Regions from separate parts of the Homo sapiens genome. Here region 2 is linked to region 1. A link is a loop called in an ENCODE intact Hi-C map of the cell type or tissue named here. Cell type or tissue: natural killer cell. All regions are shown on one strand. Links, peaks and the distances in the headings refer to the core of each region. The heading gives the core; the rest is flanking DNA.

Region 1 (2,811 bases), core at 162-2,661:
GCACTAAATCAGTCCTATGAATCTATGCTTGTCAAGAGGAATGGACAAAACTCACTTTGATTCCTTTGTCTCTCTGATATCTATCACATTTATTCCTTCGTTGACCAAACCCGGGCTTGCTTTGGCAATAATGGCTAATGGGCGGCATCTCATCCCCGGCTCCTACAGAGCCAGTCATGGAATGGCCCACAGCTTGTGTTTCTCAGACCCCCTTCTCAGTTCTGGCTCAGGCCCTTTAGGAATCATTTATCCTGGGGCCTGACTACCAAGCAGGGCTGCGAAGAAGGCCTTGAGAGGAAAGCGTGGGGCAGAACGCTGCCAAAAAAACAGCCCAATCTGGCTCTCAGCCAACCAGCTGGCTGCTGCGGGAAGGCCTCTCCCAGCCTCTCCAGACCCCCCTTTGTCTCCCTCGGCCTCCCTTTCTCAGCTGTCTCGCCTCAGGTAATCATCCACACTCTGCACTTCCCCAGCTCTTTTTATTCCCGCATTTCAGATCACTTTACACACGTTAATTAAGCCTTAAACCACTCAGGAAAGAAAAGCAAAAGGCGCGTGGGGATGTTTGCACTGCGCCCCTCCCAGCTGCTCTGGCCCCGGAGCAGGCCAGCCGCGAGCCGCCCCACTCCCAGCCCGGGAGGAAGGAGAGCCGCAGAGGCTGCTGGAGACCGGGAGGGCTTCTCCTGCGACACGCAGGGTAGGGGTGTCGAGGGTGGAAACTGACTCCACACATCACAGAACACCCCGTGTCATTGAGAGGCGCATGTCATTGTTACGGGACAACCTCCCACATATGGTCACCCGCTACAGTTGATCCAGATGACCTTTGGAAGGTGGGTCCTGGGCAAGACTGCTGGTGGAAAGAGGCGGTCTCTGCATCACACCTGGATTAGGTGCACTTCAGTCTGTGCCATTGTGGTCGTGATCGTGGGTTTTTGAATCAGAGATGTCTTAGTTCACATCTGGGCTCTGTTGTCTCCCAGCTCAGCTGTCTTCCACATATTGCCTGATATCCCAGGCCCCACGGTCTTATCTGCAAAGTGCATGTGATAGTATCCACTACCCTCCCCCAACCTGGATTTTTGTGGAGGATGAAATTAGATCATGCATGCAAAGTATTGGCACGCCAAGTGGTAGATGTTAGAGCTTGTTTGAGCCATCTTTATGTTTAGTCCCAGCCAGTCTGAATTAATGTAGTTCTGCTATGGCTGCTTGGACCCTCTAGCTCAAATTGGTGCTAAAGTCTCTCATTCACAAGAAATGGTGGGGAACTCCAGATGAAGTCTGTAGTTTAGTTAATCATCTGTATCAGTGGTAATTTTTTAGTTTTGGTAAATGTGTCATGGTTATTTGAGTACTAACATTACAGGAAGTTGGGTGAGTGGTGTGAACTCTTCTGTTTTTGCAACAAATGCTCATCTAATGATAACAATAATCTTATGAAAATACATCAAAATTCGTAATGGCTACACAGCGGGTGTCATACTTCACCTGATATGGTTAGGTTTTGTGTCCCCACCCAAATCTCATCTTGAATTGTAATCCCCATAATCCCCACAATCCCCACGTGTGAAGGGAGAGACCTCAAGATTCAAGGTAATTGAATCATGAGGGCAGTTTACCCCATGCTGTTCTCGTCCTAGTGAGTGAGTTCTCACAAGATTTGATGGTTTTATAAGGGGTTCTTCCGCTTTTACTCGACACTTCTCCTTCCTGCCACCTTGTAAAAAAAGGTGCCTTGCTTCCTCTTTGCCTTCTGCCATGACTGTAAGTTTCCTGTAGGCCTCCCTAACCATGCTGAACTGTGAGTCAGTCAAACCTCTTTCCTTTATAAATTACCCACTTTCAGGCAATTCTTTATAGCAGTATGAAAATGGACTAATAGATTACCTATATTTTTAGTGTACTATATTAAGATACCTCCATAGTGACCAAAAACATGCCAAGTCTTCGTTACCAAAATAAGAGGCAATTTATGTTATCTCTAGCTGTTATCACCACCAAGAAAAATCCCTTGGGTTTTCAGTGCCTACAAGGTACCGTATTGAACCTTAAAATAGCAAATGTTACTATCCGGTAAAACCACTACCTATGTGGCAGTCATTTTAAAGTAGGTTTGGATGTAAGATACTTGATAACCTTACCGTATAAGCCCCCAGTGCTTCCCTTATTTCACAGAAAATGAATGGCTTGCCAGTCAATCAGCTCCAAGCTTTCCCTTTTGGTGGGTGGTGACTAGGAAGAGCAATCTTGTCAAATAACACTGTAGATTATATCCGCTTGCCACTCTGAGTAGTTTTTGAGAGGTTCATCTTAAAATGCTGAGGATATCTTTTCTTTCCCTAACTTAATAAGGAGCAGATAATTTAAATCCTTTTATGTTCTCATTTTTTAATACCATGCAAATTGTACTCGCAGGGGGTCAGAAGGAGATCTTTCTTCCTTTCTTCCTTTCTTTCTTTCGACAGGGTCTTGCCCTGTTGCTCTGAGGCTGGAGAACAGTGGCTTGGTCATAGCTCACTGCCACCTCGAATTCCCCAGGCTCAAGCAGTTCTCCTGCCTAAGCCTCCAGAGTAGCTAGGACTGCTGGTGTGTGCTAATTTTTCTCATTTTTTGTAGACACGGGGTCTTGCTATATTGCACACACTGGTTTCCTGGACTTAAACAATCCTCCGGCCTCAGCCTCTCAAAGTGCTGGGATTACAAGCATGAACCACCACACCCAGCCCAGAAGGAGATTTTCATTGAGTGAATGGTGAGTTTTATGAAGAGCCTCGACATCCCTCCCATCAAAGCATGTGAATAGAATATGGC
Region 2 (2,811 bases), core at 227-2,726, 160 kb before region 1:
CGCCCACCTTGGCCACCCAAAGTGCTGGGTCTGCAGGCGTGAGCCACCGCACCTGACTTCCATGCTGCTTTTCTCGTGACAGTGAGTGAGTTCTCCAGAGATCTGATGGTTTTATAAGGGCCTTTTTGCTCAGGACTTCTCCTTGCAGCCGCCACGTGAAGAAGGATGTGTTTGCTTCCCCTTCTGCCATGATTGTAAGTTTCCTGAGGCCTCCCCAGCCATGCAGAACTGTGAGTCAATTAAACCTCTTTCCTTTATAAATCACCCAGTCTCTGGCATGTCTTTGTTTTTTTTTGTTTTGTTTTGTTTTGAAGACAGAGTCTTGCTCTGTTGCCAGGCTGGAGTGCAGTCGCACGATCTTGGCTCACTGCAACCTCCGCCTCCCAGGTTCAAGCGATTCTCCTGCCTCAGCCTCCCAAGTAGCTGGGACTACAGGCACCCGCCACCACTCCCAGCTAATTTTTGTATTTTTAGTAGAGACGGGTTTTCAACACATTGGGTAGGATGGTCTCAATCTCTTGACCTCGTGATCCACCCTCCTCCCAAAGTGCTGGGATTACAGGCGTGAGCCACCGCGCCTAGCTTGAGTATGTCTTTATTAGCAGCATGAGAACGGACTAATACAATCCAGAAGAACTTTTCAAGGGGGTCCCACAAGGTTATGTTTTGTACCACTGTCTGCACTCAAAAGAGACTCCCTGAAACTCACAGGGTTCAGAGTTGCAAAGAATGTGAGGTGTGATCTAATACCTCCAACTTGAGCTATTTATCATTTCAGGTACTGAGAGGCTATGTTACATCCTCTCCAATTGATGAAGATTTGTTCTTAATCATTGACTGAGGGAGAAGACACTTGGAATTTTCCATTTAAATCTCAACTCAAGAGCTTTCTAGATGCAGTAAGCTAGGACATCACTCTGGATTGTATTGTAAAATTAATTCAAACATTGTTTCCAGTTTTTAGGTTTACATAAAACAGTGTCCTTTAAGACAGGCTGATTATTTGAACAGAATATCAGGGTCATTCCCATCTCCATCTCATTAGCTTTATTCACTTATGCACATGCACACACAAAGTATCTACCAGCTGCCCCCCACATAAGTCACAGTGTGATCGTCACTGAGCAGGTGGGTAGGGAGGAGTCAGCCAGCAAACACAGGGCTGCCCCTCCAGGAACTTCCTGGTATTCCAGCCTCCAGCAACGACTGAATGCCTCTAGTCTGCAGCTTCCACTTCATTTTCTTCCTTTTCATCTCTTTTCCATTAGTATCTGTGCCTTCCGAAATTACAACTTGGTCGTCTAAGGCATTCAAGTTGATCCGCTTAAGGCAAACTGAGATGTGAGTAACCAATACATCCAGACCTCCCGGGGGCCGCCATTTTGCTGACAAGTATGACTTTGCCACAAACTAAAATGAAGCTCCACTTATTTCTCCTCTTTTGCATCCTCTTCCAATTGACGGCAAATGCAGGGAATATGTTTTTCGTGCCAGTTGCTTTCTAAGGCCTCTTGACTGCTCAGATAACTGTTTTGCCCAAGAGCACTAACCCTGTCCATGTTGGAAACGTGCTTGGAGTCCTAATTCAGGGCCCATTCTAGGCATTTGGATTTGAGAGATGAATCAAGACCTTGCCCACCAGGAGCCCACAGCCTAGTGAAGCACACCACCCGCAGCAGCAGTTACAACACAGGAAGTGCTGCAAGGGAGGTGTGAACAGACTCTCACCAGGGACCACAGGCTACAAGGCCTCCCTAACTAAAGCCACCCCTCTAGCACGGCACAGAGAATTACATGGGACTTGGGGCAGCTGGCCAAGGACCTGTACCACTCCCTTTGGGTTTTACATTTCTCTCGAGGGTTTTCTCATTTCAATTACTGTTCCAGTCACCACACTGATCCCCTCAGGCCTACGGCAAGGTGGGGGCACACTGCTTTCATTACTGAAAAAGTAAGGCAGAAGAAAGGGAGAACATCTGAATCTTCATCTATGGAATGGGGAGGAAAAACAGTAGCTACAGTGTCTGCACATAAAGACGTGATCACAGCGCCTGACACAAAAGCAGCGTTAGCTTTCGTTGCTGGGACCTACCACTGTTGGGCGATGGTAATAATCATGAACTCAGATCCAATCCAGGACGGAGCCTGCTGGAGCCTGCCCGGGACTCCCAAGCACAGGCAGCTGCACATCACACCCCCTTCTCACGGTGGCTCTCCACCCAGACTCAGACACAGCTCTCTGCTAGGGAAGAAAGTGAGGGCTGGCCCGGCAGGACAAGCCCACATCCAGCAGAGACTGGTGTGATCCCACAGCTTCGCCTGTTCCCGGGGTGCGTGTCGCCATCCACCACCTGCTGTAACTCTGAGATCCTTGTGGGCAGGAAACATGGCTTCATTACACGTTGTAGAAAAGGGGCTGGGAACATGGGAAATTTCTAATCTGGAAGGGGCTCTTGGAGAGAGTTATGTCCAGCTGTTTCACTTTAAAATACAATTACTGATGACATATTTTTTAAATGCCGAAAAATTAAAAGAAAATTTAAATGGTCCACCTAATCCCCGACATAAACGGATTAGCCAAATGTAAATTTTTTTTAAGTGATAAACATGCCCTTTAAAAAAAAAAAGGCAAAACAGCACAGGAAGGAAGAAAATTAAAGCTAAAACATTTTGTTCCCTCTTGCTTTTTTTTTTTTTAAACATATGGGGTCTCACTGTGTTGCCCAGCTGCAGTCTCAAACTCCTGGGCTCAAGCTCCAGCAGTCCTCCCTCCTTAGCTTCCCAAATAGCTGAGACTATAGGTAAGTGCCA

What was found. Hi-C counts contacts between places; a loop is a spot of excess contacts. Peaks named below come from ENCODE experiments on the same cell type or tissue, not always from the same donor. Only the 100,000 strongest peaks of a DNase experiment are listed, where the experiment ranks them.
Region 2: a loop joins it to region 1, with 12 times the contacts of the local background. A loop is called at or near these places in 2 of 110 quality-filtered maps.

The regions. Positions count from the first base shown.
Region 1 is chr14:89,625,017-89,627,827 of GRCh38, forward strand. It overlaps LOC105370617 (a long non-coding RNA gene), which reads left to right. Exons shown (of 6, transcript XR_944131.3): 2 at 2,617-2,752. Among named protein-coding and RNA genes, the nearest start is that of FOXN3-AS2, 50 kb to the left of the region's middle. RefSeq lists enhancers at 529-1,102, 1,774-1,833. In natural killer cell, for the core only: no CTCF peak of the experiment used is centred there; DNase peaks (open chromatin) are centred at 1,355 and 1,495; H3K27ac peaks cover 2,248 bases.
Region 2 is chr14:89,464,938-89,467,748 of GRCh38, forward strand. It overlaps a transcript of FOXN3 not described here. Among named protein-coding and RNA genes, the nearest start is that of FOXN3-AS1, 49 kb to the left of the region's middle. RefSeq lists enhancers at 948-1,867, 1,868-2,787. In natural killer cell, for the core only: no CTCF peak of the experiment used is centred there; DNase peaks (open chromatin) are centred at 1,704 and 2,226; H3K27ac peaks cover 1,367 bases.